Linked DNA regions of Homo sapiens: region 1 is linked to region 2. A link is an interaction called in ENCODE POLR2A ChIA-PET data of the cell type or tissue named here. Cell type or tissue: Panc1. All regions are shown on one strand.

Region 1 (2,500 bases), 200 kb after region 2:
AGCTATATTTTATCTGCAGTATCAGCAAGATCATATGACACAACGTAGGCTGGTATCACTTAACAAGCTGGGTTGTTTTTTTTTTTTAAACCCATGGCATAGTATTGGAAAGAGGCGCTAATGCATACCACTGCATGTCTAGCTTCTTACTGTATTATGATGAATTAAAGCTTTAGATCTGACTAATTGACTCTGAATCCCTGGGCTCTGCAATGTGATGCCCTCTCTCATAAAACCAAACATGAAGACTGATTTCTACAGCTTAATGCAGCAAAGTGGGCTGCCCTGTGGAATGACTATACTCTTCTGGGTTGGCATGAGAGGTGTTCAGTACAGTCCTCTTTCTTTAGAACTTGGAAACAGTGAAAGAAATATAGGTGTTACTTTACTAAGTGAATCAAGAGTGGAAAGGAGAGGGAACATAGCTAAAGAAAAGATGCAAATGTTTCATGATTTTGATCGAATCACCTGTATTTTTCAAATAAAGCCAACGCTCCATAACTAGACATTTTGAACTCTGTTGGGGACACATCTAATACAGTGAAAATCTATAGATTCATTTAACACAAGTTTATTACTTTTAAGAGCATATGTTACTTAAACTAATTATCAATGAAAAGCTCCCAAATTCTAGCAGGCCTGCTAACTAGGCAATTCTTTCATTTCAGTTAGTCTGTTATTAAACTGTTTATGCTCTATAAAATGATTAACTTTAAAGTGCAATACCATAGTAGTCTTGTTTATAGTATAATATAAACATACTCTAAGTTGACTAGATTTGAAAGTGTAATAAGTGAGTTTCAGTTTTTGTGCTCAGACAAGAATGAAAAAAAAAAAAAACAAAACAACCGAAAAAACACAAACTTTCATAATCTTTTGATTAGGTGATATAAGTACTTTTAAAGGTATTTTTATTCCCATTTACATAGGAATTGACAGCAAATAAGTGAATAATAATGCATTTTTAAAAGAATTACAGTAAGCTCATATTCATAGAAGCAGAGAATCTGGAGTTTCCAGTGACATTCAAAGTCATCCATTTAACCCAATTCAGAAAGCCCTTCCTTCTACAACTTCCACACAGTAGACCAGTTATACTCTTGATCTCTTCCAGCGGTGGGGATCTCACTACATGAGGCAACCCACTCCATCTTTGGCTAGCCGAGACAGTTAAAAAGTTCTTTCTTAAGATGAGCTAAAATCTGCCAAACTATAACTTTCCATCTGCTTGCCTTACTTTTTCCTCTTGGAAAAATCTAAACTAAACATGATTTCTTTTCTATATGGTAACTGTTCAAACATTTAAAAACAGTTATCACATTCCCTTTGCTTTTTTTTCCGTTAATTTTCCTTTTCATGTACACTTCAGTCAAGCCAAGTTTCCCCATTTTACAATTATATGATTGTTTTTGGAAAACAAATGTAGAACTTCATATTTGTGTTTGTTAAATTTCATTTTGTCAGGAGAAATACAAATAGCTGATAAAATTTTAAAAATAATTCCATCTCAGTAGCAATAAAAAGAGTAAGTTAAAACAATCAGATATCACTTATAACCTACACATGAGTAAAGATTAACAGAAGATGAAACCAAGAATTTTGGCAAAGGAGCAGGAAAACAAGGACCCTCACATACCGCTGTGGGAGAGTAAATCTATATGGCTTTTTTGGAAAGCAAGTTAGCATCATATTACATGTCAGCAATCATATTTCAAAAATTATCTTAAGGAATTAATGGTTATGCGCAAACATTCAGTTATAAGAGTTCATGGCACCAATGTCCAAAATAACAAAATTGAAACCAATCATACAATGGTTAAATAAATTACAGAATGCCTACTGTGGTATTGAAAGGTGACATTACAGAAGAATATTTAATAACGTGTCATTAGTCAGAAAAAAAGTAAGTTTTACAATTGCATGTGATGTCTATCCTCTAAAAAATAAAAGTGCATATTTGTCTTTCTATATAAATATATTTATATAAGGGGAGAGAGAGAGATAAATATGAACAAAAAAATCTTGGAAGGATTCACACAAAAGTGGAGCCAGTGGTCATTTAAATGAAGCCCCTTCTCGGTTTTGTGTAATCATTTTACGTCATCGTTGCGGACGATGGTGAATCATTTTTCTGGCACACACTCTACTAGCTCCTCCCATACCTTTTGGCTTTGTATCATCTTTAAATGCAACAAACACATTCCCTTTGCTTCTATTCAAATCATTCTGTGAAAGGTACAACAGGACAGGGCCTAGGACTGAGTGTGTTTCATTCTTTGCCAGCAGGATTGCACTGTTCCCTCCAATGGGCCAAGGCATGCCAGTTTGACTGTGGGTTGACGAAAAGATGAAATTTCATTAGTTTAATGATGTATTCTTTTATCAAATACTAATGAAACACCCAGTAAAATTCAGGCATGTGCTAGATATTGGGCTTCTTAATCATCTATAAATCAGTATCTCGTTTCGCTTTAAGGGCATTTAAACCTGGGCCAGGGAC
Region 2 (2,500 bases):
TCTATTTTCTGGGCAATTTCCTCAGCGTTATCTTCTGACTTTTATAATGTGGTTTTTTGTTTTGTTTCTTCCACCATATTTTTAATTTTAAGCTCTTTGTTATTCTCCTAATGTTTCTTTTAAAATAGCAACTGTTGGCCGAGTGTGGTGGTTCAGGCCTGTAATCTTAGCACTTTGGGAGGCCAAGGTGGGTGGATCACGTGAAGTCAGTAGTTTGAGACCAGTTTGGCCAACATGGTGAAACCCCATCTTTACTAAAAATACAAAAAATTAGCTGGGCGTGGTGGCAGGTGCCTGTAATCCCAGCTACTCGGGAGGCTGAGGCAGGATAATCGGTTGAACCCAAGAGGTGGAGGTTGCAGTGAGCCAAGAATGCACCATTGCACTCCAGCCTAGGCAACAAGAGTGAAACTTCATCTCAAAAATAATAAATAAACAAGGTGAAATCAAATAACAACTGTTCTGATTTTATGGATGCAATATATTTTAACTCTTTGAGGATGTTGATGATATTTTTCCCTAAATTTTTTTCTCTTGAGATTTTTGTTCCTACAAGTCGTTTTTTAAATTTTGTGTTTGCATTGTTCTCTTCTTTCTGATAATCCTTAGTTGTGTGTTCATGATTAGAACAAATAGACCAAAAAATTCAACTGGAAGCTATGAATATATGGGTGTCATCCACCTTAAATTTCACTGTAGGGTTCTCTGGGTGAATTTATTAGCAACTTGTCAGGTTTTCAATAAAGTAACTCTTCCAGTCTCCTACTTAGAAGAAAAAGGTCTGCGTACCAGCATTTTGGGAGCCCAGTGTGAGAAGAGAGCTGGGATTCAATATCTGGTTGCTGTGTGTGTGTGTAACTTAATCCCATTTTTGGTTCTATACCTATGCTTTCATCTGTGCAAGCCCATTACCTCTTCAGAATTTAAACCTCCAGGTATTATGCCAGGTTATTGTGGAATGGGATGGGGAAGTAGAGCACTAAATGTTTCTCAAAGCATACCTTTCACCCCAGTGCTTTTTATTTTGGTTCTTCCACTTCAACCCTTAACTTCCAGAAGTCCCTGATACATACTGCCAGTTTCTGTTTCTTTTGCAGATTCTGCAGTGTAAATAGGGTTGGTTTTGTCAGTGTGATAGTTGCAGTCTTAGGATTTAACTTTCCTGGTGTCTTCTGGTCCATCTCCTTCACCTTCAAAATTGTGTTGATATTGTCTTTTCTGATCTTGACCTTCTGAGTTATGTCTTTAAAACAACAAATCACTTTTCTGTAGTTTTATTGAATATAGCAGTTGAGCAAGACTAGTTGTTTATGTTCAAACTGCCACTTTAGCATGGGCCCTCTGCCTTTTTTCTTTCTACGTGTGTCTTTAGCAAATGTAGGGATTAGAATTTAAAGAGTCATTCTGCTGCCTTTAAAACAAGGTTTTCTTTATTTTTTTGAGACAGAGTCTTACTCCGTCGCTCAGGCTGGAGTGCAGTGGTGTGATCTCGGCTCACTGCAACCTCCTCCTCCTAAGTGATTCTCCCTCCTTAGCTTCCCCAGTAGCTGGGATTATAAGCCTGTGCTATCATGCGTAGGCTATTTTTTGTATTTTTAATAGAAGCGGGGTTTCACCATGTTGGCCAGGCTGGTCTGAAACTCCTGACCTCAAGTGATCTGCCCGCCTCAGCCTCCCAAACTCCTGGGATTACAGGTGTGAGCCACCACGCCTGGCCTTAAACAAGGTTTTCTTGAGCTGCCATCTTGACAGATGCCATCTAACATACCTGTTTTTAAAATGTGTTAACAACACTTGTTTTTATAAATTTTCTATTGTGTCTTTTTTTTCCAAATTGTTGCTTCACAGTGTAAAAATGCTACTGTAATGATTAGCTTGAATGATGTCCATACTTAAGGCATACAGTGCTGAATTTTACATTAGATTTACAAAATCGAATATTAGATTTTCTAAAATCTTTCCCTCTCAGCCATAAAGTGTACTTGGTCTTATAGCAGTGAACAAAAACCATCACTAAGAAAAAATGTTTGTTTATGTAAAGCAAATAAATAATTATCTTTAACATGCACCGGAATCACTGACTGGCTTATAAAAACAGATTGCTAGGCCCCATGCCTGGAGTTTCTGATTTAACAGGCCTCGAGATTTTGAATTGCTAATAACATATTTTCAAGTTATGCAGATAATGCTGCTGGTGTAAAGATCACACTTTAAGAATCACTGATACAGACTATATTGATCCTTGAAACCAAGAAACAAAAACATCACCAAAATCCCCCTGTAAAGCTCTTCCTGTTATTCTTTACGTTGGACAATTGAGTAAAACGTTGTACTTAGTCTGTTGTTGCTCTTCTTGCCTAAAATACATGTTTACAGCAATCATCTTTCAAGACAAGCATGCAATATAGTTGGTGTCACCATTTTAATTAGTGAATTCCTTCCTTTGGTCTACTATTGTTCCTTTCTTTCTGAAATACACGTTTAAAGTTTTGTGGGCTGG

What was found. Peaks named below come from ENCODE experiments on the same cell type or tissue, not always from the same donor. Only the 100,000 strongest peaks of a DNase experiment are listed, where the experiment ranks them.
Region 1: POLR2A ChIA-PET joins it to region 2 with 12 read pairs; 2 of 35 experiments call an interaction of 5 or more read pairs at or near these places.

The regions. Positions count from the first base shown.
Region 1 is chr1:218,530,002-218,532,501 of GRCh38, forward strand. No RefSeq gene overlaps it. Among named protein-coding and RNA genes, the nearest start is that of LINC02869, 21 kb to the left of the region's middle. In Panc1, no CTCF peak of the experiment used is centred here; no DNase peak of the experiment used is centred here; H3K27ac peaks cover 1,682 bases.
Region 2 is chr1:218,325,887-218,328,386 of GRCh38, forward strand. The region is part of intron 4 of RRP15 (ribosomal RNA processing 15 homolog); the gene reads left to right. Among named protein-coding and RNA genes, the nearest start is that of TGFB2, 18 kb to the right of the region's middle. In Panc1, no CTCF peak of the experiment used is centred here; no DNase peak of the experiment used is centred here.